3 separate regions of the Homo sapiens genome follow, and regions 1 and 2 are each linked to region 3. A link is a loop called in an ENCODE intact Hi-C map of the cell type or tissue named here. Cell type or tissue: dorsolateral prefrontal cortex. All regions are shown on one strand. Each heading gives the region's core, and the rest is flanking DNA. Links, peaks and the distances in the headings are about the cores only.

Evidence for each region. Hi-C counts contacts between places; a loop is a spot of excess contacts. Peaks named below come from ENCODE experiments on the same cell type or tissue, not always from the same donor. Only the 100,000 strongest peaks of a DNase experiment are listed, where the experiment ranks them.
Region 1: it touches region 3 in a loop (3-fold over the local background); 48 of 110 quality-filtered maps call a loop at or near these places.
Region 2: it touches region 3 in a loop (6-fold over the local background); 87 of 110 quality-filtered maps call a loop at or near these places.

Annotation. Positions count from the first base shown.
Region 1 is chr20:724,065-734,701 of GRCh38, reverse strand. No RefSeq gene overlaps it. Among named protein-coding and RNA genes, the nearest start is that of SLC52A3, 39 kb to the left of the region's middle. RefSeq lists an enhancer at 259-759. In dorsolateral prefrontal cortex, for the core only: a CTCF peak has its summit at 6,135 (motif pointing right); a DNase peak (open chromatin) is centred at 6,151; H3K4me3 peaks cover 1,201 bases; H3K27me3 peaks cover 3,095 bases.
Region 2 is chr20:556,742-567,378 of GRCh38, reverse strand. No RefSeq gene overlaps it. Among named protein-coding and RNA genes, the nearest start is that of CSNK2A1, 18 kb to the right of the region's middle. In dorsolateral prefrontal cortex, for the core only: CTCF peaks have their summits at 5,288 and 5,493; a DNase peak (open chromatin) is centred at 5,498.
Region 3 is chr20:639,462-650,098 of GRCh38, reverse strand. SRXN1 (sulfiredoxin 1) reads left to right here. Exons shown (of 2, transcript NM_080725.3): 2 at 1,182-3,484. The coding sequence ends at 1,385. Among named protein-coding and RNA genes, the nearest start is that of SRXN1, 8.4 kb to the left of the region's middle. In dorsolateral prefrontal cortex, for the core only: a CTCF peak has its summit at 4,409 (motif pointing right); DNase peaks (open chromatin) are centred at 4,428 and 7,449; H3K4me3 peaks cover 741 bases; H3K27ac peaks cover 2,936 bases.

The DNA of each region.
Region 1 (10,637 bases), core at 1,724-9,723, 84 kb before region 3:
TGCATGTGCCCAGGAGTTCAAGACCAGCCTGGGCAATATAGCAAGACTCTGTCTCTAGGGAAGACACACACACACACACACACACACACACCTATAAACTATGCATTATACCCCCAAGTTACCCTAGTTGTACGTGGTAGAACCGGGGCTGAATGAAGGATGAATGAGGCCGGCTGGTACCAGGGTCTGTTCTCAATGTTATCAATGCACTATTATTTTGGGGGGAAATGAGCTGGGGTGGGAGTTGTGGGTTCCACTGCAAAAGAAAGTTTCAGAATGACAGGACTAGACGGACTCTCCCACAGCGGTGACATGTCACGATTCTGCAGTTCTTTGGCTTTTAGAATTTCTGCTTCAGAATTCCGTAAGGCTGAAGATGCTGCACACTTTGGAGCCAAGAGGGCAGTTGTCTGGGATGCTCTGGCTGGGTGGGGGAGGGGAGAGGACGATGGAGGTGGATGAAAATAATGGGAGGGGGGTCTGACCCCTCTCCCCACAGAGCACTCACACCCTGTCCCCAGGGACAAGGCCTCTGTCCCCTCCATTCACTCACCCCAGCTGATGCCACACACCCCCACCAGAGGCCTCCCCACCTCCCCTTATTGTCTGAAGGGCTCAGATGGAGGGGCTGCCCATTAACCCCTTCCTGGCCTCATTGATTCACTCTGCAGCTGTCACACCAGCGGCCTCAGGCCGGAGCAGGAGAGGACTTGGTAGTTAATCACAATTAGAGAGCAGCATGTCAGCTGCGAGGCTGGCCTCCTTCATCGGCTGCCAGCCGGCCTAGGCCGAGGGACAGCCTGCAGCAGCCATGCAGCAGGTTCTGAGACCTGCAGAGGCAAAGAGAGGATAGCCCCTTCCCGGTTCATTCCTGGAGACTTCCTCCAAAATCCCAGTCAGGTATCCTCCATCGTCAGAGCTGCATCCAGTAGCTTTCACGCCCACCAAGTGCCCCCTCACCAGCACCTCTGCCTGGTCCTCACATGCTGGGCTTCTCCTCTCCACTGAAATGCCTCCTCCTCCAAGAGGGCTTCCCTGACCACCCTGGCTAATGTGGCACCGTTCCCAGTCCCTCTCTATCCCACGCCCTTCTCACCTGTTTTGTTTTGTTTTGTTTTGTTTTGTTTTTCCAAAGCACTTGCCACTAGCTGGAATTGTCTTAGGTATTAACTGGTTTTGTGTGTGTATTCATTTCCTGGGACTACAGTTAACAACCACAGGCCAGGTGCGGTAGCTCATGCCTGTGATCTCAGCACTTTGGGAGGCCAAGACAGGCGGATCAGTTGAGACCAGGAGTTCAAAACCAGCCTGGCCAACCCAGTGGAACCACGTCTCTATTGAAAATACAAAAATTAGCCAGGTGTGGTGGCAGGTGCCTGTAATCCCAGCTACTCCAGAGCCTGAGGCAGGAGAATCACTTGAACTCAGAAGGTGGAAGTCACACTGAGCCAAGATCACACCATTGCACTCCAGCCTGGGTGACAGAGTGAGACTCTGTCTCAAAAATAAATAAATAAATAAAAAATTTAAAAAAAGAACAAATAACCACAAACCAGGTAGGTTAAGACAACTGAAATGTATTCTCACAGTGCTGGAGGCTAAAAGTCTGAAATCAAGGTGCTGGCAAGGCCATGCTCTCTCTGAAAGCCCTAAGGGAGGACACTTCCTCGCTTCTCCCCAGCTTTTATGACTGCAAGCCTCCTTGGCCTTCTTTGGCTTGTGGATGCATCACTCCCATCTTCGCCTCTGTGGTCACGTGGTGTTCTCCTCTGTCTGTTTCCCTCTTTAAGGGCACCAGTCATTGGAGTAGCCCACTCTAATCCAGTATTACCTCACCCTGACCTGACTACATCTGCCTAAACCCTGTTTCCAAATAAGGTCACAATCACAGGTCCCAGGGTTAGAGCTGGGATGTATCTTTTTGGCAGACACAATTCTCCCACAACAGTGTGTTTTCTCTGTATCTTCTAAGAAACCAGGGCTCTGTTGGTTCTTGTCATGGAATGCATTCTTTATGGAGCCATATTTAACTTAAAGACAGCACATTTTATCAAAGTTTCTACCCCAGGCCAGATCTGGGCCTGGGAAGAGGAGACGCTGCTGGGAGTCTCAGGGCAGGAGAAGCCTGCTGTCTGAAGCAGAAACAAGGAAGCAGGTTCCCCCATAAAAGTGGCTCCCACACATCTCCAGGACTCTGGGGTCCAGCTCACAGAGAGCTCTGGGAAACACGTGTTGATCTGATAGATGAGGAAGGGGGAAGGCAAAGTGCAGCAGGTCCAGTGAGACCCGAGGGACCAACTCAGGCAGGGGGCTGGGGAGAATTCACCGAGGAGCTGAGCACTCAGGGAATGGCACATATGCACTTAGGCCAACCAGAGGGAGCCAGGCACTGAGCTGTCTCTGCAGGGAACAGAAAAGTGGTTGGAGAGGATGCTGCCTGAGTGGGGCCACATAAGGCCAGGACAGCTCAGAGTCTGAACTTCGTCCAGATTGCCGGGAAGAGCCATTAGGAGATTTAAAACATGAATGTGGTGATGTCACGTGTGCATCTAACTGATCTTTTCAGTTTTAGTTTTTAATTAGGTAGTACATTCAACTGGTTTAAGATTCAACAGGTATAACAGGGTATGGCCCAAAGTGTCCCTTTTCCCCAGCCCCCAGCTACCCAGTTCCTCTCCCACCGACAATCACTATTACAAGTCTCTTCTAGACAGTCAATGCAGATACAAGCAAATTTCCTTGCTTTTTAAACATACCGGATTCCATAATTTAAACATTGTTCTGCACCCTGCTTTTTAAAAATATCAAGGTATAATTTACATGCAGTGAAATGCACCTGTGTAATCAACACCCCAATCATGATACAGAACATTTCCAGCATCCCAAGAAATTCTTTTATGCTCCTTCCCAGTCCATCCCTCCACCCCAGAGGCAGCCACTGCTCTGCTTTCTGTCATCATAGATTGGTCTGTTTTGCCTCTTCTAGAATTTCATATAAACGGCATCATTACAACATGCTATTTTTTGTATCCAGCTTGTTTTCATTCAGCATGTTTTGAGATTCATCCATGTGGTTGCAGACATTGGATCACTCATTTAAACTCCAGTGTAATATTTGACTCACCAGTTTATCCATTCATTGGCTGTTCGATCTTGGGTCACTTCCAATTGTTGTCTATCACATGTTAAACTCTGTTGAACATTTGCATAGAAGTCCTTGTGGAGCTATATATACATATATATTTTTATTTTGAGCAAAAACCTAGAGGTGAACTTGCTGGGTCATAGGAGAGATGTATGTTTAACTCTATAAGAAACTGCCAAACTGTTTTCCAAAGTGAAACATCTTAAATACCATTTCATATCACTGCATTGAGAGTTTCCTCATGTGTGTTTGTGGCCATCATTCTCCATTGTATAAATGTCCCATAATTTGTTTAACCAGTCCCCTATTACAGGACACTTAGGTTGTTTCCAGTCTTTTGCTGTCACAATGCTGCAGTGAATAACCTTGTAAACGTGTCAAATGTCACATGGGTTAAGCAAACCTATAGGACACACTGCTAGACATGGAACTCCTGAGCATGCATAGACTGATGGTCATTTCCCAATATCCAGACTGCGCTTTTTCTGATACTTTTTTTTTTGAGACAGAGTTCTGCTCTGTCACCCAGGCTGGAGTGCAGTGGCGTGATCTCAGCTCACTGCAACCTGTGCCTCCCAAATTCAAGCAATTTTCCTGCCTCAGCCTCCTGAGCAGCTGGGACTACAGGCACATGCCACCACACCCGGCTAATTTTTGTATTTTTAGTAGAGACGGGGTTTTTCCATGTTACCCAGGCTGGTCTCGAACTCCTGACCTCAGGTGATCCACTAGCCTCGGCCTCCCAAAGTGCTGGGATTACAGGTATGAGCCACCACGCCTGGCCATGGACTGAACTTTTTCTTTGAAATAAGAGCCTCAATTTTCATCTGGACACATGGTGCCTAGAACACAGATCATATTTCTCAGCCTCCTTTGTAGCTTAGTGTAGTGATGTGATCAAGTTTAGCCAATGGAACATCAACAAGAAGATTGTATGTGACTTCCGAAAGAGTCTTTAAGGGAACCTCCCTCCCTCCTTGGCTCCTTTCTCCTTTCTAATGACTAAAAGACTCTCCATCTGGGGGCTGGGCGCGGTGGCTCACACCTGTAACCCCAGCACTTTGGGAGGCCGAGGTGGGTGGATCACAAGGTCAGGAGATCGAGACCATCCTGGCTAACACAGTGAAACCCCATCTCTACTAAAAATACAAAAAATTAGCCAGGTGTGGTGGCACGTGCCTGTGGTCCCAGCTACTCAGGAGGCTGAGCAGGGGAATCACTTGAACCTGGGAGGCAGAGATTCCAGTGAGCGAAGATCAGGCCACTGCACTCCAGGCTGGGTGACAGAGGGAGACTCCATCTCAAAAAAAAAAAAAGACTCTCCATCTGGGGATGCAGATGTGAGGGCTGCTGTTTGAGCAGCCATGTTGGGCCATGAAGTGGAAACCATGTACTGAGGGGGTAGCATAATAAGACAAAAGGAGTTTAGGTTCCTGAACCGTAGAGCACCATGCCAGTTTTAGACTGCCTGCTTTAGACTTTATTTACATGACAGAAAAATGCCTCTATTGGCTGAGTGTGGTGGCTCACACCTGTAATCCTAGCACTTTGGGAGGCCAAGGCGGGTGGATCACCTGAGGTCAGGAGTTCAAGACCAGCCTGGCTAACATGGTGAAACCCCATGTCTACTAAAAATACAAAAATTAGCTGGAGGCTGAGGCAGAAGAATCGCTTGAACCCAAGAGGTGGAGGTTGCAGTGAGCCAAGATCACACCATTGCACTCCAGCCTGGGTGACAAAGGGAGACTCTGTCTCAGAAAAGAAGAAGAAGAAGAGGAGGAGGAGGAGGAGCAGGAGGAGGAGGAGGAGGAAAAGAAAAATGCCTCTAACACCAGGACTTTTTTTTTATTTTCTTTTTTTTTTTAGAAGGAGCCTCGCTCTGTCACCTAGGCTGGAGTGCAGTGGTGTGATCTCAGCCCGCTGCAGCCTCTGCCTCCTGGGTTCAAGCGATTCTCCTCGTGCTTCAGCCTCCTGAGTAGCTGGTGTACACCACCACGCCCAGCAAAGTTTTGTATTTTAGTAGAGACAGGGTTTCACCATATTGGCCAGCCTGGTCTCGAACTCCTGATCTCAAGTGATCCGCTTGCCTCAGGCTCCCAAAGTGCTGGGATTACAGGCTTGAGCCACCACACCCGGCCTAACCCATGATTATTATGCGGTTTCTGTCATGTGCAACCAGCAGGTTACAGATCCTGTGCATTTGTGATTTTGAAAAGTAGTGCCACCGAGCTTTGCTTTTAAAAAGGTCATTTTGGAGGATGGGTGCAGGCAGATTGAAGGGCAAAATAAGGGATACAGGGAGACCAGTGAGACAACTGGACAGGAGTCAAGGGCGAATGATGCCTAAACCCTTACAAGGGTGAGGGCAGCCAAATCCTCTCCAAATCTAAAGGGGAGAAGGATAAACTGGAAATGATGAAACGACCTGACAACCCACCCTCAGCCCACGCTTGCAGGTGGCCCTGTGCCATCTGGCCCTGGCCCACTTACCTACCTCACTGATCACCTCCCTTCCCCTCGCACAGTAAGTACAGGTTACTCTCCCCAGAGTGCACCTTACTTGCCCGTACTGCAACCCCTTTGCAATAGCTGAAACCTCTACCTGCAACGCCCTCATCTCCCTGGACCCCCACCCCTTCACCTGGTCATCTTAGGCCAGACTTCCTCCAGAGAGCCATCTGGGACTCTTCCTCTCCCGAAGGGCCTCCCCGGGCCCTCATCCCCTGTGCGGCCCTTACTCTATCACGTGCAGGGAGGGCTGCATTCTGACGGTCTGCTTCCAAGTCCATCTGCAGCGCGAGGCTGAGCGCCCTTTCCTGGTGAGGTTGGCCACTCAGAGGGGCCCAGCTCCCGACAGGGCATTTAAAGGTACGGCCCGCTTGCCCTGTTCTCAGCACTTCACCCTCAGCTCGTACCGTAGAGCCACCCGCTGTAAGGTTGAGAAAAAGGTGAACGAGCGAGTGAGCGAGGAATGGATGAGGCCCCACCAGGGGGCGACGGCGCCTCGCCACGAAGCCCGGGGCGGAGCAGGAGACGGAGAAGCCGCTTCCCCAGCGCCCCCTCCTCTGAGTCTCGGCGCCGCGCTCCGCAGCCCCACCGGGGAATCGCCTCGCCCCGCCCGCCGCCTCCGCGCCTCAGATAATTGACTCGAACCGATGAAGCGCTGATCGCGGCGCCTTTGTGCGCGCCGCCTCGGCACTGCCATGGAAAGCGGGGTCCCCTCCCCCGCCTCCGCAGCTGGCCCGGAGTCGGCCCGAGCCCCCTGGACGGGACCAGGGGACCCCCAAGCCGGCCGGCGCCCCGCCCGTCTGCTCCCCACCCCCACCGTCAGCTGCGGACCCGGCCCGGCCGGGAAGGGTGGGCGAGGGCTTCCTGCGGCGCCTCCGGGGTCCGCACCCCCTTCCCTCCTGCGCCGCCCCCGCGGGGCCGAGCTGAGCGCGCGTCCCGGACCCCGGCCCACGCGGCGGGGGTGTGTCCCGGAGGCGGCGGTGGAGTTGTGTTCCCGTTGAGGGAGTAACAACAGCGGGGGAAGCCCGAGTACGGAAGGGAACCAGTGGAAAAGCCCCGCACGCAAGCACCAGTCCGTTCCCAGGCCCCCGGAGGGCCTTATGGAAATATAATATCCCGCCGGGCGCGGTGGCTCCCGCCTGTAATCCCAGCACTTTGGGAGGTCGAGGCGGGCGGATCACCTGAGGTCGGGAGATCGAGACCAGCCTGGCCAACACGGAGAAACCCCGTCTCTACTAAAAATTAAAAAAAAAAAAAAAAAATTTAGCCAGGCGTGGTGGCGCACGCCTGTAATCCCAGCTACTCGGGAGGCTGAGGCAGGAGAATCGCTTGAAGCCGGGAGGCGGAGGTTGCGGTGAGCCGAGATCGCGCCATTGCACTCCAGTCTGGGCAACAAGAGCGAAACTCCGTCTCTCCCTCTCTCTCTCTCTCTCGCTCTCTCTCTCTCTCTATATATATATTATATATATTAGATATTATATATATTAGATATTATATATATTAGATATTATATATATTAGATATTATATATATTAGATATATATAGATATTCTATCCCATTCTATTATGTGTGTGTTTGTGTGTGTGTATTAACAGGCGACAGATAACACAGGAAAACAAGTTGGACGTAACCAATTTAAACAATGCAGTGGGCTTCGGTTTTTGAATTTCTTTTACAAGATTGTTTCCGCTTCACCCTCACTCCCCATGGCTGTCAGTTCAGGGGGTATTTCCCCAGAGAGTTTTCTCTGCATGCACACTCATAAATGTGTCTGCACATACACACGTATTAAGCTGGATAGAATCTCGCGCCACTAGCTACGGGTCGCTTTATTTTACCTGACAAATAATGTAGGGATCTTTTCATGGCGTGGTTGCTGAGGAAAGAGGCTGGGCTACCATAGACCACACGTTTTAGCTCCCACCCGGCCCCTTCAGCCTGGGCGTGCCCTGCCATCAAGCTCGTGTGCCTGTGCACCACCCAAGTTCATCTGTGGGTAGAGGCTCTGTCCTTGAGTCCTTGTGTGAATGGGTGGGGTGGGGTCTGCGTGTCCCTGGGCTCCTGGGAACCTGTGAGGCCTGTGAACAGCCTTTCGTCAGAGAGAAGTGGAATGATAATAACTGTAAAGAAAAAATATCCAAAACTTGGAAATAAGACAAAAAGGGTGTCTGTGTGCCCTTTCAATATCAAGCGAAGGCAGTGTCCGATGAGCCTGGGTCACCTGATCCTAAGCAAAGTTACCTGGTAACTTGTAAAAAGTGCACGAGTTGCAAATGATTTCTGACCTGTAGAAGAAATAACGCTAAAGCTTATGGTTTTGGTGCCCTGTAAGACATTAACCTATGTCGTAGCTAACTTTGCCATTTTATCCTCCTTTGAGTCAGCTTTGCCATCCTACCGGTTCCATCCTTAATGAGTTAAATAACACTTTGACATGTGCTCACTATACATTTGTATAAGATCCATGTTTTCAACTTTCTGAAAATAATTTTTGACCCAGTTACCCTTTCTCAAAGGCTCACTCGGTGCCAGGCACCATGCTGATGATGGCTTCCCATGGATGAAGAGGCTCAGAGGTGGGCTCTGGGGTGAGGCAGATCTGGGTACAAGTTCTCCTTTTGCCACTCACCGGCTATTAGACCCCATGCAAGACTTAAGCACCTACTGTGGACTGCATCCATTCACATTCTTATCCCTCATTCAATTCAAATTGCACAATAACACTGCACGATGAGGTCTGTTTTCACATTTTTCCACTTTGTGCATGTCTCTGCACACATCCCTTACCTCCCTGAGCCTCAGGGTCTCCGGCTGTAAGATGGGGTTGGTAACAGCTGCCTCCCAGCATTGTGTGAAGATGTAGTACAATGCTTGCAAAAGCAATCTGGTCAGCAGTACGAGGCTCGGGGAGGTGGAGTCATGTTCCCAAACCTCCAGAGCTGGTCCCAGCTCTTCTGCCTCCAAAGCCTGTGCGCTGGCTCCTCCTACTTCAGTCAATCAAGACTTCATTTCTTTTTTTTTTTTTTTTTTTTTTTTTGAGATGGACTTTCGCTCTTGTTGCCCAGGCTGGAGTGCAATGGCACGATCTCGGCTCACCACAACCTCCGCCTCCCAGGTTCAAGTGATTCTCCTGCCTCAGCCTCCCTGGTAGCTGGGATTACAGGCATGCGCCACCACGCCTGGCTAATTTTTTGTTTTTAGTAGAAACAGGGTTTCTCCATAGTGGTCAGGCTGATCTCGAACTCCCGACCTCAGGTTATCCGCCTGCCTCAGCCTCCCAAAGTACTGGGATTACAGGCATGAGCCACTGCACCTGGCCTCAAGCCTCCATTTCTACAGAGGGATAACAAAACCTCTGGGAGCTGTTACTGGTTGATAGCAAACTCTGCCTGGCAGAGGGGTCAGCTGTTGTGGCAGCTGCAGACAGTTAGTTCTGTGGTTGTGTGAAGGGCTCAGATGCACGTCACATATCACGGTCATCTGTGAGTTACCTTTTTTGTTCTTTCTTTTTAAGGCTGGCACCTGAAAAGAGATTTTTTTCCCCACTCTCAACAAGGGGAGCATTTGTGTTCTGAGCTCCAGGCTTTGGCTGGGGGGTCCCTCGGCCTCCCAAAGTGCTGGGATTACAGGCGTGAGCCACCACACCTGGCTCTATGTACTTTATTTTGTGTGGTTTATACCTTAATAAAAAGGCAGAAAGAGAGGGAGGGAGGGAAGGAAGGAAGGAAAGAAAAGTGGGTACAGTGATCCTTGCCTGGCCTGGCCTCCAGGACAAAGTGAAGAGGCTGGTACCCAGGCCTCTCTACAAATAGTGGGCAGAATGGCACCAAGATATAGTGTTGACAGCAGACAGAAGAGAGAGAGGCTGGTGTCGGGCCTGCCTGTCTTTCTTTAGCCCCCATCCTAGGCGTCTCCCAATGGGACATTCCCTCCATAGTGGAAGGCAGATAGTACTACCTGATGGAAGACAGAAAGTGGGACTTTGGAATCACACCTACTGGCTGTGTGACCTTGGCCATGTTGCTCGCCTTCGCTGGGCCTCAGGCTCCTCATCTGGAAAATGGGAACAGTACTCTCAAAGAACTTCAGTTGACTGGGCATGGTGTCTCACGCCTGTAATCCCAGCACTTTGGGAGGCCAAGGCAGGCAGATCACCTGAGGTCAGGAGTTTGAGACCAGCCTGGCCAACATGGCAAAATGCCATCTCTACTAAAAATACAAAAATTAGCCGGGCATGGTGGCACGTGCCTGTAATCCCAGCTACTCAGGAGGCTGAGGCAGGAGAATGGCTTGAACCGGGGAGGCAGAGGTTTCAGTGAGCCGAGATTGCGCCACTGCACTCCAGCCTGGGCAACAGAGTGAGAGTCTGTCTCAAAAAAAAAAAAAAGAAGAAGTGCAGACAGGCTTGAGACACTGGCTGAAGTGCCCTCAGCACAGAGGGTTTGCTTTGGCCAGTGTTCCACAAATGCAGCTCTTACTGGCCTCAACCCCAAGTGTGAGGGAGTGCCAGCCTTGCTGTCACTGGGCTTATGGACAGGTGGGAGGTGATGTTGGAGTCATGAGTTCCAGCCCTGATTTTTTTCCACTTACTATCTGTGTGACCGTGGGCCTGTCACTCTTCAGTAAAATGCCTTCCTTCCTAAGTTGTCATTGTATTCATTCATTCATTCATTCAACTTTGGGCAATTTCCTATGCTTTTCTGTGTTTCAGTTTGCTCATCTCTAAAATGGGGTTAACAGCCCCCACTGCAAGGGTTGCTGTGAAGATGAACGGAATTTGCACTTAGAACAGTGCCTAGCACAGCAAGGACTCAGAGGCACTGTCTGGTATCACTATTTGTGCCCATCTGTGGATGAGCTCCTGCTGTGTGGTGGGCACCAAGGGTGCCTGTGGGGCTGGCAGTCCAGCTGAGGGCTGGGCATACCCTTCATGCAGGGTCACGCAGGTAGATGACAAGGAAGCCCCAGAGCACTCTGCCTTCC
Region 2 (10,637 bases), core at 1,633-9,632, 83 kb after region 3:
TTTAAGGAAAAGAAAACTGAGACTCAGAGAGAGGATGTGGCCTGATGAAGATTACACAACGGACAGCGGCCCAGGCAGACTCAGGTGTAGACCCAGGGCTCCCTGACCGTGTCTCCACAAGCCCATGTGCACCCCCGGCCATCAGCTGTCAAGTCTGAAACTGATGTTCATGAGGTGGCTCCTTGCCATAGAGGTGCAGCTGAAGGATGAAAGACTGGGAAAGGTTGGGAAGATGGGATGGGACCTGGATGTATATTAGCAATGGAGTCAACAAGACCGGTAGATAAACCCAAAGCAAGGGATGGACAAAATGAGTGCTTTTGTTTTTATGTAAATTATATCCTGAATTTTGATTGTATGTGATTTTTAAAAATGGGTATCAGGGCCGGGTGCGGTGGCTCACATCTATAATCCCAGCACTTTGGGTGGCCGAGGCGGGCAGATCACTAGAGGTCAGGAGCTCGAGACCAGCCTGGCCAACATAGTGAAACCCTGTCTCTCCTAAAAATACAAAAATTAGCCAGGCGTGGTGGCAGGTGCCTGTAATCCCAGCTACTCGGGAGGCTGAGCCAGGAGAATCGCTTGAACCTGGGAGGTGGAGGTTGCAGTGAGCCAAGATCGTGCCACTGCATTCCAGCCTGGGCCACAGAGTGAGGCTTTCTCTCAAAATAATAATAATAATAATAAATAAATAAAAATGGGCACTATCCTGTCAACCTTGAGATTTTTATGACTGCATTTTTTCTGGTAATGGAGGATGTCTTGTCCCAGATGTTTTACGAGGCCCAACACTGAGATTGCATTTAGGTACCTGCTTAACTTATTTCCTGGAGTGGAGAGGGCAGCAAAGAGAATGCAGGCTGCTGTTGATTGAGCAAATACTACGGGCAGTGCTGAGCTCTACTGATGGGAAATTCACTTTCCCCCAACACTGATGAGATTGGTGCTCTTATTATCCCAACTTCACAACATGGAAGAAAGGTGGGAGAAGGGAATTGAACTCAACAGCCTGGCTCCAGAGTCCCCATTCTCCTCTGTGCACCATCCTGAGAGAGGGTGCAGGGGCCACTGTTCAGCCTTCCCAGTGCTTTCTGTTTTCTGGCCTCAAATGTATCCCACCCCTTCCACAAAACAAAAGCCCAGAAGTGAGGACATGTCCTTCTTTTTTTTATTTTTATTTTTATTTTTATTTTTATTTTTTTTGAGACATTGTTTCACTCTTGTTGCCCAGACTGGAGTGCAATGGCGTGATCTCGGCTCACCGCAACCTCCTCCACCTCCCAGGTTCAAGTGATTCTCTTGCCTCAGCCTCCCAAGTAGCTGGGATTACAGGCATAAACCACCATGCCCGGCTAATCTTGTATTTTCAGTAGAGACGGGTTTCTCCATGTTGTTCAGGCTGGTCTCAAACTCACCACGTCAGGTGATCCGCCCGCCTCAGCCTCCCAAAATGCTGGGATTACAGGTGTAAGCCACCGCGCCCGGCTGACATGCCCTTCTTAAAAGGCAATTTGGGCTGGACATGATGGTTCACGCCTGTAATCCCAGCACTTTGGCAGGCAGAGGCGGTGGATTACCTGAGGTCAGGAGTTCGAGACCAGCCTGACCAACGTGATGAAACCCTGTCTTTACTAAATACAAAAAATTAGCCAGGCATGGTGGCACATGCCTGTAATCCCAGCTACTTGGGAGGCTGAGGCAGGAGAATCACTTGAACCCGGGAGGCGGAGGTTGCAGTGAGCCAAGATTGCACTATTGCACTCCAACCTGGGTGACAAGAACAAAATTCTGTCTCAAAATAAATAAATAAAAATAAAAGGCAGTTTGGTGCTATTACCTGGGGGACCCCGAAGGGGCCTCCAGGCCATCCTGGGCAGCTTGTCAACATGTTCCTCCCAACACCTGTGGCCAGCTTGTTCCATTTCCTGGCTGTGTGACCTGGGGCACGTGACTCTGCTTGTCCACGCCTCTGCTTGTTCATCTGTAAAATTAGGATAAAAATATCATCTATCTTTGATGGGTACAAAGTTTCTTTGGGGGGGGTGTTGAAAATATTTTGGAACTAGACAGAAGTGTGGCTGTACAATGTCGTGAATATACTAAATGCCGCTGAGATGTATACTTTCAAATGGTTGATTTATATTATGTGAATTTCATCTCAATTAAAAAAAAATCAGTCCAGAGACAAATAGACATAAATGTACAAAAATATGATCTACCTAAAATCTGTACTGAAGATTAAAAGCATTCCATGTCAAGCAACCACTTAGAATAGTTTGTGACCCACAGAAAGCATGCAATAAATATTTTTGTTTCTGTTGATATTTAGCACCCCAGATCGTTGGCCAAACTGCTGTGCTCATTGACCAGCCTCCTCACTGGGCTCCCTGCATCAGCCCTTGCCTGCTCTACCCTCCAGTCTTCTTCAGTGGTGGCCAGAACATCTCTCAGGGGGATTCTGGTAAAACCTGAGTCAGGTCACAACACATACCTCTGCTCAAAACCTTCCAATGTCACAGGCCACAGTGGCCTACACCTGTAGTCCCAGCACTTTGGGAGGCCGAGGCAGGTGGATCAGTTGAGGTCAGGAGTTCAAGACCAGCTTGGCCAACATGGTGAAACCCTGTCTCTACTAAAAATACAAAAATTAGCCAAGCGTGGTGGTACACACCTGTAATCCCAGCTACTTGGGAGGCTGAGGCAAGAGAATCGCTTGAATGTGGGAGGTGGAGGTTGCAGTGAGCCGAGATGTGCCACTGCACTCCAGCCTGGGTGACAGAGCGAGAATCCCTCTCAAAAACAAACAAACAAACAAACACACACACATAAAAATCCTTCAATGTCCATGTCACATGAGATGCAGCTAAAATCCATAGAGTGGCCTTTGAGGCCCTATGTGATCTGCCCCCCGGACTCTACCCTCATCTTCCTTCACTCTCTTATCTCTCACCAGCAGCCACACTGGCCTCCTTGCTTGGTGCCCTCCTTCCTCCACAGCAGCATCTTCTTGCCTCAAGGCCTTTGCCCTGGCCTTTGCGCTTGCCTGAAATGCTCTTCCCCCAGATTCATAGCTACTGCCTCATCTCCTTCAGGCCTCTGTGCAGATGACACCTTCTCAGAGGGGCCCTCCCTGACCGCCATCACAAAATAGGTAGACTCCAATCCATTCATTTTCCCCTGATCACCTTTACAGCCAAAAGTGATACTGGATACCAATTCATTTTCTGCTTTTTGTCCATCTCTCCTATGAGATTGGGGGCTCCTTAACGAAGGTGTTAGTCTCTCTTCAGAGGGACTTTGTTTCCTGCTGGGAGCCCAGCCTGGCCCTTGGTGAATCCTCCATAGATATTTGTTGAAGGAAGGAAGTCAGGCCTGGGACAGTGTCCTATGGCTCATTCTGTCATTCAGCTGGACTCAAGTGTGTTGAGCCTCGAAGGCTGAATCCTGGGCTCACCTCAAGTGGCCCCAACCTCTCATAACACAGGAATGATAGGGTATCTACTGAAGGCAACCCTCTATCCAGTTCGGGGTCTTGCTACCTGCTAAAACTGGGACCCAGGACCCCAGCCCAAGGGCCTGGCCCACCCCTTCCCATCCCTGGCCTTCTCTCTTGGAACGGGGCTTCCTCCCCAGATAGTTGTTCCTTCTAGCTCCTGAGCTCTTCTCTTCCTCCTTGTCTTGGCCCCAGCTACATCTCCTCATGCCTTTATCTCTCCCCTCAGTGGCTCTAGGGGGAAGGGGCACTTCCGTCCCTCCTCTCCTTCTCTGCCTTCCTAGCCTGAGTCCTGAAACCTCCCTTCAGGCTCAGCACCCCTACCGCCTCTCCCTCTCACTTCCAGCCACTTCCAGGTGGGATTGGAGGAATCGGTGCCAGGCAGGAGTGGCTAGGGGAGCCTCGGGTCCTTCCAAGGCCCTCTCAGCCTCTGACTTGCTGTGCAACCCTTGCTCTACTCAGAGTCAAGCATGGGATGAGGCGCTCTACGTTCCAGCTGAGTAGCCTTAGGCAAGTCACTTGACCTCACTATGCCTCCCATTTCCTCAGCTGAAGAATGGGGGTCAAGGCAACACCCACTTCAAAGTGTTTTGGAAGAATAAAATAAGGCCTGTCAAGCACTTAGCAGAGTGCTTAAAGCTTGGAGAATTTATCTTAACACAGGGTGCAGTGCAATGCTATGGAAGGACTTTGTAAGTTGCAAGGCCCTAAACCACCCTTGGCTGTGTGTTTGTGCCATGTTTCTGATCCAAAGAACCCAGAACTGTGAGGGAGAACCTCCCAGTGGCCTCTAATCCATGACAGATGTTATCTGCCATCACTGTTACTAACGTTATGTGACCATTAACATTCTCAGGTTTCAGAAAGGCCACAGTCAAAGGCCCATCTCCTGTGAGACTGGGGTTAAGGTCCCAGAGAACACTTTAGAATGTCATCCCTCCAGCTGAGCCCACTGTTCCCCGGGGTCCTCTCAATAATCCAAAACAGGGAAGAGTCATTACTGTTCCACTTTACAGATCTGGGAGCTGGAACCCAGAGCTTCAAGCTGCCTGACCCCAAAGCCCAAGCTCTATCCCTGTTCTTGGTTGGCCAACTGGAGTCCCTGTCCAGCCGTCCATACCTATGCCTACCTGGACACCCTGTGGGGACTCCTGTGAGGTCCCTCACACCTCTGCTAAGCAAGCTCCCTCCCCAGTCTTTGCCGGGTACTGCCTATCCTTCCAGGACCCTTCTGATCCCAGCCAGGCCAGGGATGGCCAATGCCGGGTCAATCACTTTCCCTCCTGATTCCAGAACAGAAGAGGCTGGTGCCACTGTAAGCCTAAGAGGCCCCAGGCCTAGATTTGTTCATAAATATTACCAACAGCTACCAAGCAGGAGGGGCTCTTATTCCCATCTTAAACTGTGGCTCAGAGAAATCAGGTGAACATAGCTAGGGAGAGTGTGAGCTAGAGTTGAGATTCAGGTCTCTCTGACTCCAAAATGCATGATGTCAGCCTTAGAACAGCTCAGCGACATCAGGTGACTTATTTCTCAGTTCTAGTCCTCAGTTTTCTCATCTCTAAAATGGAGACATTAACGTTGCATGGGATTTGTTCAGTTGTAAGGATTAAATTGGATGAGTTTTTAAAATTCCCAGAGCCTCACTGGGCACATGGGTGTGGCATCCCTGAAGGATTGGGGGCCTTGAAGTCAGGCAGACATGGGGGCCGAGTGCCAGTTTTATCACTTTTGCTCATGGAGACAATGATTTCTCCTCTCTGAGCCTCATAGACCCATCTGGAAAACAGGAATGATCGGCCCCTCTCACAGAGATAGTGCTAATGCCAAAGTTTTGCTTTTAAAAGCTAAAAACATGGCTGTCAGGCCAGGTGTGGTGGCTCACACCTGTAATCCAGCGCTTTGGAAGGCTGGGGCCAGGAGCAGTCTGTGTTTTAGCAAAAGCCCTCCAGGAATCAAGAACCCACAAGTTAGAAGCGTGACCCAGAGTCGTCACCTGGTGGTATTTTGTGGAAACTACAGCATGGCAGACACTGTCACCAATCCTTTGACTCCAAGGAGAACAGGACGCTTTCTGCTCAAAGTGTCCCAGACCACGGTCATGGGCCATAGAGTTGGCTTTAGAGTGGGCTCATCACCTTTTCTCACCTGCAAGGGCACACAACACAGGAAGCCTTCCCCAGTAAATAACTCTTCAAGTTTTCTCCCTGCTGCACTTGGGATAAACCCCCAATTCCTTACAGAGTCTGGCTTCTCCAGATCTCTCTGTCCTCACTTTCTCTTCCCTCTTACTCCCCACCGGCCTCACTGGCCTCCTTGCTGTTTCTCGAATTCACCAAGCACATTCCCACCTCAGGGTTTTGGTGTTTGCTGTTGCCTCTTCGCCCTGAGACTTTCGTGGCACGTTCCTTCACTTCATTCCCAGCCCTGTTCAAATGCCATCTCCTCTGGGAAGCCATCCAGGACGACACTTACCAAGGATCCCTTGCCCTACCCTCTTTCCATCTGTGACTCTGCCTTATTTTTATTTATCACTGACATTATCTCATATATTTGTTTGATTTTTGTCTGTCCCCATCACGAGACCATAAGCTCCAATAAGGCAGAGATGTTTGTTCTGCTCGCTGTTGAATTCTCAGCACAGACAGTAGGTGTTCAATATATATTTACTGAGTTAATGAATATACTCATTATATTCATTATGAATATAAAGTATGGCAGGTATTATCAATCACCCTTTTTCCCATCAATGGGGAAACTGAAGCTCAATAAATTGATGTGACTCATTCAAGTCCACATAATGAGGGAGTGCTGGGATCTGGATTTGAAGCAGGATTTCTGGAAGCTGAAATGTGGGAGCTGTGTCCACAGTGGCACCTTGAGTTTCCTAAGCCTGGGGAGACTTTTTAATCAGACATCACCCAAGATCAGTAAGTCAGCAGTTGTGGGTTCTGCAGGAGAGGGAGCAAAGATCCAGTGCAGAGATCCTCAAGGGGGCAATGTCACCAAGAGTGTTGGAGAGTTCCCAGTGACCAGGGGGTGCCCCGGCCATGCAGGAGGGGAGCAAGGGTGCAGACATCCTGCAGTGCATCTCAAGTCATGATTTTCAAATCTCCCTTTGGTAATTAGTGTAGGTAAAAACCTTGTTTTTAATTATCTGAGCCAAGGACCGAATTCTATTTTACATATAAACACAATGTGTGGGGGTTTTCATTTTGTTTTTTATGTTTAATAGACTACTTTTTTAGAGAAGTTTTAGACTTAGAGCAAAACTGTGCAGAGACTGGGCACACTGGCTCACGCCTGTAATCCCAGTGCTTTGGGAGGCCGAGATGGGGAGATTGCTTGAGGCCAAGAGTTTGAGACCAGCCTGAGCAAGATAGCAAGAACCTGTCTCCACAATTTTTTTTTTTAATTTCCCTAGCATGGTGGCACATGTGTGTGGTCCTAGCTACTTGGGAGGCTGAGGCTAAAGGATTGCTTGAACCTAGGAGTTTGAGGCTGCAGTGGACTCTAATCGTGCCACTGTACTTTAGCCTGGGGGACAGAGCAAGACCCTCTCTCAGAAAAGAAAAAGAAAAATGACACAGAAATCATAGACAGTTCCCTTGTACTCCTTCTCCAAACATGCAGTTTCTCCTGTTATTAACATTTTGCATTAGTGCAAATGCATGGTGCATCTGTTACAATTGATAAACCAATTTTGACACACAATTATTAACTGAAATCCACAGTTACCTTACAGTTCACTCTTTGTGTTGCACAGTTCTACCATGCTGGGGATTTTTTGTTTTTTTTTGTTTTTTTGTTTGCTTGTTTTTTGTTTTTGAGACAGAGTCTCGCTCTGTCACCCAGGCTGGAGTGCAGTGGCACGATCTCGGCTCACTGCACCCTCCACCTCCCGGGTTCAAGAAATTCTCCTGCCTCAGCCTCCCGAGTAGCTGGGACTACAGGCACATGCCGCCACGCGCAGCTAATTTTCTGTGTTTTTTAGTAGAGACGGGGTTTCTGGATTTGAAGCAGGATTTCTGTAGCGCCAGGCTGGTTGCAAACTCCTGAGCTCAGGCAATCCGCCCGCCTCGGCCTCCCAAAGTGCTGGGATTACAGGCGTGAGCCACCGCGCCCGGCCCATGCTGGGTTTTGACAAGTACATACATCCTTTATCTACCATTACAGCATCATACAGAAGAGGTCCCCTGCCCTAAAAATGCCCTGTGCTCCACCTGTGCATCCCTCTCTCCCCTCCCCTGAGCCCTGGCAACCACTGATCTTTTCATTGTCTCTATAGTTTTGCCTTTTCCAGTACAATGTGTGTTTGCTTGGTTTTAATAACAGCGACTCTGCCAGGAAAGCAACCTTCACATAAATTGGTGTCTTAGTCAGTTCAGGCCACTGTAACAAATTACACAGACTGGTGGCTTATAAGCAACAGAAATTTATTTCTTACAGATCCGAAGCCTGGCAAGTCCAACATCCAGGAGCTGGCAGATTCCATGTCTGGTGAAGACCGCTTCCTGGTTCATAGATGGCTTCTCACCGTGTCCTCACATGGTAGAAGGGGCAGCAGAGCTCTCTGGGGCCTCTTTTATAAGGGCACTAATCCCACTCATGAGGGCTCTGCACTCATAACCTAATCACCTCCAAAAGGCCCCATCTCCTAATACCATCACGCTGGGGATTAGGCTTTGACGTAAGATTTTGGGGGAGACAAACATTTAGTCTGTAGCGATTGGGAACAGAATGGATTGTGTTTGGTTCAGAACTTTACCTAGACTGCTCACATTTCAGACTATCACAGCCATGCAGTCACAGTGCATGTGCCGCCAGTGCGGCGTTACCAATTCAGCCTGCAGATTCTCAATGATTCCACCCAGAGCAGAGCCCACCCAACTACTTTGTGATGGTTTCTACACATTGTCCTGGAACATTTACATATTAATTTATTCTAAATTATTTTCACTTTATTTTCTTTTAAATTACAACTAGGACATTATTTATGTTTAAAACTATGCATGGCCGGGCGCGGTGGCTCACTCCTGTAATCCCAGCACTTTGGGAGGCCAAGGCGGAAGGATCACGAGGTCAAGAGATCGAGACCATCCTGGCCAACATGGTGAAACCCTGTCTCTACTAAAAATACAAAAATTAGCTGGGCATGGTGGCATGCGCCTGTAATCTTACCTATTCGGGAGGCTGAGGCAGGATAATCACTTGAACCCAGGAGGCGGAGGTTGCAGTGAGCCGAGATTGTGCCGCTGCACTCCAGCCTGGATGACAGAGTGAGACTCGGTCTCAAAAAAAAAAAATTATGTGCGTCAGCAGGTTATGTTATTCATGTATTTTATTTTAGAAAAGAAGCATTATAACTACTATTAAAGGGAGCCTTGGGCCTGTAGGGTTTCAAGCCACAGTCCAATGGCATGATAATCACAGCAACAGCAAACAATGATGGGTGCCAGCCACTCCAAAGGCTTGTAAATGACTCACATACACAAATCATTACATCTGTACAGTTCCCCTACCTTGTAACAGTGCTACAAGGGTATGCACTGTTAGCCCCATTTTGCAGAGGAGAAAACCAAGGTTCAGACAGAATAAGGCCCCTTGGTGGCGCTGGAAATAGAATCCAAGCAGCCCATACCCCTAACCACTGAACTAACCGATCCTGGATTCCCTGGGCTTGAAACACAGTGTTGGGTGAGTTGAGCATCCCCAGGACTGACGAGCCCAGGAAAGGTATGGGAGGCAAATGATGAAGCAGAAAGGTCAACAGCCCAGGCTCTAGCCTGGGTGCTAGTCTTGGCTGTGTCTTTACTCCTGTATGACCCTAAAGAGCCACTTCCCTTCACTGAGGCTCAGTTGTCTCATCTGTTTTCTTTTGGGTTTTTTTGTTGTGGTGGTGGTGGTGGTTTTGTTTTTGTTTTTGTTTTTTGAGACAAAGTCTCAATCTGTCTCCCAGGCTGGAGTATAGTGGTGGATCTCAGCTCACTGTAACCTCCACCTCCTGGGCTCAAGTGATCCTCCTACCTCAGTCTCCCAAGTAGCTGGGACTACAGGCGCATGCCACCACACACAGCTAATCTTTGTATTTTCTGTAGATTCAGAGTTTTGCCATGTTGCCCAGGCTGGTCTCAAATGTGTGGGCTCAAGCGATCTGCCTGCCTCAGCCTCCCACAGTGCTGGGATTACAGGCATGAGCTACTGTACCTGGCCTAGTTGTCTCATCTGTAAGAAGGGGGTGATGTCGCCTAAGTGGGTACTGTCCCTCTTCATGTTACAAGTGTGAGAACTATGACTCAGAGAGAAGAGACCTGCAGGGTTACGTGAGGATGGTGGGATGATCCTCTAAGGACATGCTCCACCTGCCCAGCAAGGTACCCATGGCTCCTTCAAAGCCCAATCTGAGACTCACGCATCACCAGACAAAAGTCAGAGGTCACCTGTCCTGGCCACTCGTCCCCCAATGCAACCACCCACAAGTGACCCCCACAGTGCAGAAGTATCTAAAAGCTTCCATTGGGCTGGGAGAGCTGGAGCGCTATCCTTGGAAGCACTGGGCCTCAGTTTCCCTGTGGTGAACTCCAGCTCCAAAATATGTCCCAAGTCAATCCACCTCTCTTTATCTGCACTGCTTCCATCTTAGCCCATGCCACATCACCTCTCTCCTGGCCCACCCACTGCCTCCCCTGCCCCCACACCTCCACTCCTCTCCTGCTTCCTCTCCTCCCACACCTCCACTCCTACCCCTGCCTCCTGTCCTCCCTGCTCCTGGCCCAGCAGCCAAAGAGGTCTTTTATAAATAAAAAAAATTTTTTTTGTTGTTGTTGAGACAGGATCTCACTTTGTCATTGAGGCTAGAGCACAGTGGGGTGATCTCGGCTCACTGCAGCCTCAACTCCTTGGGTTCATGCAATCCTCCTGCCTCAGCCCCCAAGTAGCTGGGAATACAGGTGCATGATGCCACGCCCTGCTAATTTTTGTATTTTATATATATATATATATATTTTTTTTTTTTTGAGACGGAGTCTCGCTCTGTCACCCAGGCTGGAGTGCAGTGGCATGATCTCAGCTCACTTCAAGTTCCATCTCCCAGTTCACACCATTCTCCTGCCTCAGCCTCCCGAGTAGCTGGGACTACAGGCGC
Region 3 (10,637 bases), core at 1,322-9,321:
GCCTTTCTGACCATTCCTGGAGCCCTGGAGTCCACTCTAGTGAACTCCTTGCTGTGCCTCCTACACAGTGAACGTGCTCTGGTTTCAAGTCCTTTGCGTTTGCTGTTCCCTTTGCATGGAACGTTCTTCCCTCAGGTCATACACAGCATACATTACTGAGCACTTTCCGTGTGCCAAGCATGGTTTGAAGTGCTTTATATATATTAACCCATTTAACCCAAAAATTCTATGAGATGGATCTGTTATCTCCATCCAATTTGATAGATGGGGCAACTGAGGCACAAAAAGATGAATTGCCCAAGATCACATAGCTGTTAAGCAGCAGAGCTAGATTTGAACCCAGGCAGTTGAGCTCTTAATCGAAACTATTCCACTTCTCTCTTTTTTTTTTTTTTTTGAGATGGATTCTCGTTCCATCGCCGAGGCTGGAGTGCAATGGTGCGATCTCAGCTCACTGCAACCTCCGCCTCCTGGGTTCAAGTGATTCTCCTGCCTCAGCCTCCTGAGTAACTGTGATTACAGGCATACACCACCATGCCCAGCTAATTTTTGTATTTTTAGTAGAGACAGGGTTGTGCCATTTTGGCCAGGCTGGTCTCAAACTCCTGACCTCAGGTGATCCACCCGCCTCGGCCTCCCAAAGTTCTGGGATTACAGGCATGAGCCACCGTGCCCGGCCCCACTTCTCTATCTTTCCAAGTACTCTGCTTCATTCTTACCTCAGAGAGGCCTCGTGGACCCCATCTCTGTCCTGTCACCTGTGTTATTGTCATTATAGCATTTGTCACTCTAATATTTACTTCTTGTTCCATCTGCCCCACTAGACTGGAGCCCCTTGAAGCCAGGGCCTGATTCAGTCACATTCCAGCTGTACCGTATTCCCAGGGTCTACAACAGGGCCAGCTGGATAGTGTGCATGTGGTGTGCTGATACATGTGTGGGAGAAATCCCTGATTTGTAGCATCTGTCCATTTCTCTGGTGTAAATACTCTCCCATGGCTGATTTTCAAGCTACAAGGTGATGTCGAACAGCTCACAAAATTCCTGATAATTAACAGTTGTCTCTCACAGTAGTCCAGTGTGATCACCTTATAAGGAGCTCAGCACAAGTGGACAAAGTCTGCTTTACAAACTCTCAAGCCTTGTACCATGTCCATTGACTCTGTGCCTCTTCTCCCCAGGAGGACCCAGACAGCGTGCCCCCCATCGATGTCCTCTGGATCAAAGGGGCCCAGGGAGGTGACTACTTCTACTCCTTTGGGGGCTGCCACCGCTACGCGGCCTACCAGCAACTGCAGCGAGAGACCATCCCCGCCAAGCTTGTCCAGTCCACTCTCTCAGACCTAAGGGTGTACCTGGGAGCATCCACACCAGACTTGCAGTAGCAGCCTCCTTGGCACCTGCTGCCACCTTCAAGAGCCCAGAAGACACACCTGGCCTCCAGCAGGCTGGGCCATGCAGAAGGGATAGCAGGGGTGCATTCTCTTTGCACCTGGCGAGAGGGTCTGACTCTGGGCACCCCTCTCACCAGCTACAAGGCCTTGGACTCACTGTACAGTGTGGGAGCCCCAGTTCCCACCTCTGTGACAATAGGATCATGGCCTTACCCTTGAAGCATTACCGAGAAGGAGAACAGAGATGGGCTTGAAGAGCCACGTGCTGCCGGCTCCAAATTCCCAAGGACAAGGATCCCTCTGCATTTTTGTCTATGTAACCTCTTATATGGACTACATTCAGCTGCAAGGAAAGGAAAACCTTGATTGCAGTGGTTTAAACAAACAGAAGATTGTTTTTCCACATAGCATGGATTCTGGAGATGGGTGGCTAATGGTATTGGTTCAACAACTCCACGAAGGTAGGGGTCACGTCTTGGATCCTTTTGCCTTAATCTCAGTGCTCGTTACTTCATGGTCCCAAGATGGCTGCTGTATCCCCAAGAATCATGTCTGCGTTCAAGGAAGGAGGGGTGGAGGAAGAGGAAGGGCCAAACTAGCTGGACCCGTCACCTTCTATCAGAAAGTAAAACCTCGTCAGAAGTCTGTTTCCTGCTCTCTCCCTCTGCATATCTTCACTTAGATGCCCTTGGCCCGAGCCAGCTACCATTGCACCTCTAGCTGCAAACAAAGCTAAGACAGCAGGGAACAGAATTGTCATGGCTGAATAGACCAATCGTGTTCCATCTACTGAGACTGGCACACTGCCTCCTGCAATAAAACTGGGATCCCATTACCAAGAGAGAAATGCAGAATTGTGTACCAGTTAGCTTTTGCTGTGTAACAAACCATCCCCAAACTTGGCAGCTAGAAACAAACCCTGTATTTTCCCACAATCCTATGGGTTGGCAATTTGGGCTGGGCTCAACAGGGCAGTTCTGCTGCTCACACCTGGGATCCCTCATGGAGCTAAGGTCAGCTGTTACCTCAGCTGGGCCTGGATGGTCTAGGATAGCCTTACTCACTTGCCTGGCAGGTGACAGGCTGTTGGCTGGAATTGCTTGGTTCTCCTCCATGTGGCCTCTCCAGCAGGCTAGCTCAGGCTTATTCACATGATGGCTTCAGGATTCCAAAGAGAGTGAGAGTAGAAGCTGAAAGACTTCTTGAGTTCTTGGCCTGGAACTGGGACTAGGACAGTGTCACTTCTGCTAAGTTCTTTTGGTCAGAGCAAATCACAAGGCTTTACCCAGATTCAAGGGATGAGAAACAGACTACATGTCTTGATGAGGGGAACCACAAAGAGCTTGTGGCCATTTTTCACCTATCACAAATAATTTTGGATGGGTATTTATTTGGATAAAGGTATTTCCCTCTTCCCCCTTTCTCTCTGTCTCATGGGGCCTCACTCTGCCAAGTTGGAAGGCACTAAGACATTGTCCTGGCCCTCAGGGTCTAGGGGAAGAGGTGTTGGGGCAGGAAGTGAGTCTCTCCATGGGCTGGACCCACTGTAGTAGGAGTGCCTCCTTGTCTGCACTGCTGGTATGGGGTTAGGCCAGGTAGGACATTCCAGAGGGGCTTCTGAAAACCAAGAGTCCCTGGGGAAAGGGAACAGAGTAAGGCAGGCCTTGTTCTCACTGCCCTCTAAGGGAACTTGGTCACTCGGCACTTTTAAGCCTCAGTTTCTCCAGTTCAATAATAAGGACAAGAGCTTTTCCCATGCATTCTCTTTCCCCGGGAAAGTTGACTGAGGTGACCAGTAATAGAATTGAAAAGGGAGAGTGTCTTCAGTGCAATGTGGCATCCTGGATTGGGTCTTGGAACAAAAACAGGACATTAGTGGGAAAATTGGAAATCTGAAAAAAGTCTGAATTTTAGTTAATATACCAATTTCAGTCTCTTGGTTTTGACAGATGTACCATGGTGATGTAAGATGTTGACCTTGGGGTAGGCTGGGTGAAGGGTATACAGGAACTCTTTGTACTATCTCTGCAACTTCTCTGTAAATCTAGTATCATTCCAAAATAAAAGTTTATTTAATTTAAAAAAAAAAAGGGGGGGTGTGCAATTCCTTTAGACCAATGGTTCAGGGTCTCAAGCTTGTTTGCTAAATACCAGATTGCTGGGCCCCACCCCCACTTTCTTTTTTTTTTGAGACAGGGTCATGCCCTGTCACCCAGGCTGGAGTGCAGTGGCACGATCATGACTCACTGCAGCCTTGACCTCCCGGGGCTTAAGTGATCCTCCCACGTCAACCTCCTGAGTAGCTGGGACTACAGGTGCGCCCTTCTCATTTTTTTGTAGAGACAGGGTTTTGCTGTGTTCTCTGGGCTGGTCCTAAACTCCTGGGCACAAGCGATTCTCCCGCCTCAGCTTCCCAAAGTGCTGGGATTACAGACATGGCCACTGCCCCCGGCCCCCCAGAGTTTCTGATTGAGGCGAGTTGGGGCAGGGCCTGATAATTTGCTTTTCTAACAAGTTCCCAGATGTTGCTGATGCTGCTGTTCAGGGACCACATGCTAAGAGCTGCTAATAACTGCGTCAGTTATTTTCAAATACGGTGACTTCCCCACTTCCATCCCCAGTGGAATGAGTCTACTCATTCCCCCCAGCTTGTCTACTCATTAACTGTGTGACCTTGGGCGGTTCTGTCCCTTCCCTGGGGACTTCTTCCAGGCTGTCAAATGGATTGTGTACCCCTAAGGTTTGTAGCGAAGGTGAGGTGCCCCTGTCTTCTGTGAGTAAACTCCTCCTGTGCCCGCTGGGCTGGAATGAGAGTGAAGATGGTCGCCCCCTCCTGAAACAACTTTTCCTTCTTGCAGAGAAGACCCAACCAGACAGCGCTAAGGGCCCTGCCAGGCACTGCGAAGGAGGTGCAGAACAGATTCGGAGTAGAGGGGTACTGCTTGATCATTTAAGGAAGAGGAGCTGGGTTTTAAAGGGTGTAACCTGCTGGTAGCCGGAAGTTGCGTTTCCCTCTTACAGCAGCAGGTGGCGCTGCTCTCCGGCCCCCGCGGCAGGGCCGTCCCTCTGGCCTGCAAGAGCTACAGCTGTGGGAAGGGGCTGGATGCACGCGCAGGGCTGAAAGAGGCGGGATAGTTAACCCGGGTTCAGCCGGGATGAGTCTGGAGTTCAGGTTCTATTTATCAGCTCTTGTTCTGTAACCTTGCGCACATGTCTACCCATTCCTGTCTATACTGGGGGTGCTGGGCCAGAGAATCTCAGGCTCAGCAAAGGTGGTACCTCCTCCAAGAAGCTTCTGGGCTCCTACTGGCTGGGCTACCATGACCTACAGTGTCCCTCCCCAAAAAAACCTCTGCCCCCAGGAACTTGGCTCCAGTGAAAGGCAGTATGTGCCTTCACCGCCCTGGAACCCACCCACTTGACCGTGGTAGATTTAAATTTCCTTTTTTTTTTTTTTTTTGTTTTCATTTCACAAGGCTTTTTGTTGTTGTTGTTTTAGTAGAAATGGGGTTTCACCATGTTGGCCAGGCTGACCTTGAACTCTTGGCCTCAGGTGATCTGTCCGCCTCGGCCTCCCGAGGCACTGGGATTACAGGTGTGAGCCACCATGCCCAGCCATTTCACAAGTTTTATATAAGTATATTTACTTTTTAAAATGTGTTTGTTCGTTTGTTTGTGATGGGGTTTTGCTCTGTTACCAAAGCTGGCACGCAATGTTCTGATTATAGCTCACTGCAACCTCAAACTCCTGGGCTCAAGCCATCCTCCTGCCTCAGCCTCCCGAGTAGCTAGGACTACAGGCACCACCACACCCAGCTAATTTTGTTTTTAACGTTTTATAGAGACCAGGTCTTGCTCTGTTGCCTGGGGTGGTTGGTCTCCAACTCCTGGCCTCAAGTGATCCTCCCGCCTTGGCCTCCCAAAGTATGATATTACAGGCATGAGCCACTGCATTCAGCCATATTTACCGTTTAAACATTAAAATATTAAAATGTTAAATAATTAAATATTAGAAATTTAAAGTATTAGAGGCAAGCGGAAGCCCACCACAAAACCTAGTCCTGATTATTCCTTTGCCCTCTTGGGACAGTTACCTTTATGAATTTGGCATAGAGCCTCCCAGACTCTTATCTAATTTAATAGTAATGAATGTGCGTTTAAGTAAAAAATGTTTTCTTTTTTTGCGCTGTTTTGTGGATTGCTTTTCTCCCTTGGCACTGTGCCCCAGCCGTCCATCCCATTCGTGCGTGCCTGTCTCCCAGTCTCCCTCATTCTGGTCTGTGCCCAAATGTCACTTCTTCAGGGGCCTTCCCAACCATAGCGTCTAAAACAGCCCCCTCCCCCATCATTCCGTCCCTTTATCCAGTTTTATTTTCTTCATGGCATTTGTCACACTCTCCCAAATTTTCTTCTGTGTCTGCTTTTTTTGTTTTTTTTTTTAAGACAGGATCTTGCTCTACCACCCAGGCTGGAGTATGCAGTGGCACCATCGTGGCTCACTGCAGCCTCCAACTTCTGGGTTCAAGCAATCCTCCCACTTAGCCTCCTGAGTAGCTGGGATTACAGGTGTGTGTCACCACACCCAGCTAATTTTTTATTTTTCTTTTGTAGAGATGAGGTCTCACAATGTTTATCAGGCTGATTTTCAACTCCCGGCCTCAAGCAGTCCTCCCATATTGGCCTCCCAAAGTGCTGGGATTACAGGTGTGAGCCACCGTGCCTGGCCAAATGTACGTTCTTAAGGCAGGACTCAATCTGTCTTGTTTATCACTGTAGGTTCAGTGCTAAGAACAGTGCCTAAAAGATAGTAGTGTTAATCAATATCTGTCAAATGAATAAATTCCAGCTGAGTCTATCTCATTCTTTTTCACCGCTGCGTGGTGTTCCAGGCTGTGAATGTAGCCGTTTGTTAGTCGTGATCATGTTCATGGAAGCATGGGGGCTTACAGTTATTTGCGGCTGCGAACGGCCCCCGCCATCACCCTGCTCTTTCAACTGTATACCCAGGAGTGGAGCTGCCTGGCTGATGCATACGCCCATTTCCATCTTCTAAGACCCTGGCAAATTGCTCTCCAAAGTGGTTGTTCCAAGTGCCACCCTCTCCGGTGGAGTTTGGGAGCCTATTTGCCTTCCCTGCACTCCAACCAGTACTTCTTAGCCTTGTTTGGGATCATGAACGTGGTTGAGAACACAAGAAAGCCATGAGTCCTTTCCCCAAAAATACACACACACGCATTTTGGGCCGTTTCTGGGCCTCCCTGTATTTGATGATCTCCTTCCCTGGGGGACCCTGTATCAAATGTTTAGAAGCCTCATTATCTCATGGATGGGAACTGTGAGGCACAGGCAGGTGGCAGTGTGAATGAATGAATGAGTGAATTGATGAAAGAAAGGGCTGTCCTTTTGTAGGAGGCAAAGGAGAGCCTTGAGACCCTGACCTACCCCCAGTCAGAAAAAAAAACCCCACCTATCTGGGTCACTCCAGTCCCGCCCTACCCTGGACCAGAAGGCTCCAAGGACAGGCTGCAATGGGTTCCTGGGCTCAGGCTTGGGCAGCTGCACCTATCACCCCTGGAGAAGGCAGACCAAGCCTGGCACCCAGGGTCAAGGCAGGCAATCAGGGGGAGCCACTGACTTCCCTGGGCTGAAAGAGGGTGGGGTGAAACATCCATCCCGCTTCCCACACAGGCACGCACTATAGGCTACAAAGCACATTTGCGTCCAGCCCCTGACTTAGCACTTCTATGGTACCCGAAGTAGAGACTGCGATTAGGGGAAGGCTGTCATCCTCCGTCGTCATCATCATCATCACTGTAGCTCCCCTACTTTAACTCTCACATTAGCCCCCAGAGGTGGACAGGGCAGAAATGATCTTTCCTGTTGGACAGACGGGTAAACTGAGGACCGAAGCAGCGTAGCCACCTGCCGCAGGGCCCCCGGCTCGTCCACCCGCACCCCGCCGGCCCACGCGCGCCGCCCTCCCTCGCGGCCCCTTCCCCGGGCCTGACCCCCCGGCTCCGCCTGACAGATGACCTCAGCTGCCGCCAATCCATTGGTTCCAGCTCCCGGGGGCGGCGCAGAACAAAGCGCGCTCTGTGGCCGGGCGGTCCCCTCACCCCGCGCGTCCGCCGCCGGGACCCCCCTCCGGAACTGCGAGCGCCGCCCCCCGCCCGACAGCCGTGTAATGTCTTCCAGGCCGCGCGGCCCCTTCCAGAGCCCGAGGGCCGCCCTCGCCTCCCGCAGGGGGCTCCGCGGGGCCGTCCAGGGTGCTCCACCCCCGCTGGCCCCCCCCAGGCAACTCCACCCCCGCTGGCCCCCCCCAGGCAACTCCACCCCCGCTGGCCCCCCCCCACAGGCAACTCCACCCCCGCTGGCCCCCCCCCAGGCAACTCCACCCCCGCTGGCCCCCCCCAGGCAACTTCACCCCCGCTGGCCCCCCACCACAGGCAACTCCACCCCCGCTGGGCCCCCCCCAGGCAACTCCACCCCCGCTGGGCACCCCCCCCCAGGCAACTCCACCCCCGCTGGGCCTCCCCCCCCCAGGCAACTCCACCCCCGCTGGGCCTCCCCCCCCAGGCAACCCCACCCCCGCTGGGCCCCCCCCAGGCAACTCCACCCCCGCTGGGCCTCCCCCCACAGGCAACTCCACCCCCGCTGGGCCCCCCCCAGGCAACTCCACCCCCGCTGGGCACCCCCCCCCAGGCAACTCCACCCCCGCTGGGCCTCCCCCCCCCAGGCAACTCCACCCCCGCTGGGCCTCCCCCCCCAGGCAACTCCACCCCCGCTGGGCCCCCCCCCCAGGCAACTCCACCCCCGCTGGGCCCCCGTCCCAGGCAACCAGATTGGGGGGCACCCCCAGAGGGAGGCTCTGCTGGCTGCCCCCTGTCCCTGCGGAAGCAGCGGGAGGGCAGGGTCCGATGTCCGGGTTTCTATGCCAGGCAGGGATGATGATCCCTGTCACCGGATGATCTTATCCCTGTACCCTCAGCGCCGCCGTCTGCAGTGGAAAATGCTGTTACTGCTCGGAGGTGTTGTTGCTGTTGTCGTCGCTGTTATTGTTATTATTTTGTGGTTGTGCACAGGAGTCACTTTCTTTATTTATTTGACTTTTTTTCGAAACCAGGTCTAGCTCTCTGACCCAGGATGGAGTGCAGTGGTGTGATCACAGCTCATTGCAGTCTCCAACTCCCAGGCTCAAACCATCCTCCAGCCTCAGCCTCCCAAGTAACTGGGACCACAGGCACGTACCACCATGCCTGGCTAATTTTGTAAGTTTTTTGCGGAGACAAACAATGTCTTGTCACGTTGCCCAGGCTAGTCCCGAACCCCTGGGCACAAGTGATCCTCCTGCCTCGACCTCCCAAAGTGCTGGTGTGAGCCACTGCCCCCCCTCTGGGAATCACTTTAGATTCAGACAGATCTGGGTTTGAATTTGTTTGTGTTACTTACTAACTGTGAGACCTTGGAAAGTTAGTTCACCTGTCAGAACAACAAGAGTACCCAACATTTATTGAGCACCTCCTATGTGCCAGACACAGCTCTGTGTTTAAAGGCTTTATTTAGCTCATTTAATCCTCAAGGTAACCTTAGGAGGGAGGAGTTATTCTCCTCATTTTACAGAGGAGGGGACAGAGGCTCCAGCTGCCCTAGAGACAGATTCACCTCTCTGAGCCTCAGTTTTCTCATCTGTAAAAGGGGACAAGCATAGTAACTCCCCGTGGGCCATTCACTCTCATGAGTCTTGCCTCTTTCCCGATGAGGTCGCGGAGGCTGTGAGCAGGTTCCTGGCTGCCCAGAGACATTCAGGGTGGCTCTTCCCCTAAGGCCCTTCATCCTTGGAGTACCCTCCACGAGAGGGCAGCTCCAGTTGGGCTTACCTGGGATGGAGGTATAGGAGGAAGGTCTGCCCTGCAGCTGGAAACCTCCCTCCTAAGGGACAAGCTTGCTGCCCTGGCCTGCCCTTGAGGGTCAGAGGGTGGGGCAGGCAGAGAGAAAAGCTATATCCGGAGAGGGGACTGAGGGGCCACAGTGAGGCTGGGCAGGGCTGGGAGTGACTGCCCTCCACCCTTCACACACACCCCTGGACATTCATTCTGCAAATCAGTACCATTCCAGGCACTGGAGCCATCAGAGTACAAAACAGACGCAAACTTCTGTCCTCTTGAAGTCCACTCTGGGAGACAGGCGATGACACACACAACATATGTATCAAAGGTAAAATGTGATGTCTGGTAGTGATATATGCTCTGAGGGAAAAGCAGGGGAGGGAGGAAGAATGAGCTAGGAAATATTTAGGTAAGGTGGATGGGCCTCTCTGAGAGGGGGCATTGACCTGGGCAATGAGAGGAAAAATGCCCTGTGGGTGTCAGAGGGATGTGTTCCAGGCAGAGGGAACAGCATATGCAAAAGTCCTGAGCTGGAGCCTGCACAGAGTGAGTGTTCAAGAAGCAGCAAGGAGGCCAGTGTGGTGGGGTCAGTGGAGGTGGGAGAAGGGCTGTGGCTGGGCAGGTGACGAGGCTGGAGGGGTGAGGAGGGGTGAGGGTCATCAGCTTGGGAGGGGCCTCATAGCTGGGTGAGGACTTCGGCTTTTTCTCCAAGTGAGCTGGGAGCCTTGTGAGGCTTTGAGCAGAGGAAGGACATGGTCTGGCTCTGGCTGCCGAGTGGAGCAGGAAGAGAAAGAAGGTGAAGGGGATGCTGCTGTCACCAGAGCCCCAGGTGATGCTTGGTGGATTGCACACGGGTAGAAAGAAGTGATCCGGATCAGGACATAACTTGAAAAAGGAGCTATTCCCTGTGCTGAGCTTAGAAACAGGTTTCTGGGCGGGGCGCGGTGGCTCATGCCTGTAATCCCACCACTTTGGGAGGCCAAGACAGGTGGATCACAAGGTCAGGAGTTCAAGACCAGCTTGGCCAAGATGGTGAAATCCCATCTCTACTAAAAATACAAAAATCAGCCGGGAGTGGTGGCGGGCGCCTGTAATCCCAGCTACTTGGGAGGCTGAGGCAGGAGAATTGCTTGAACCCAGGAGGTGAAGGTTGCAGTGAGCCAAGATTGCACCATTGCACTCCAGCTTGGGCAACAGAGCGAGACTCCATCTAAAAAATAAAAATAAAAATAAAACCATGCTTCCTAAAGTCCCATCAATGGCTCAATGACCACCTGCACAATTTGGGCCATTTGGGACAGGAGGGCTTGCCATTACCTCAGGGACCATGGCCCTTGAATTTCTAAATCTATTTGCT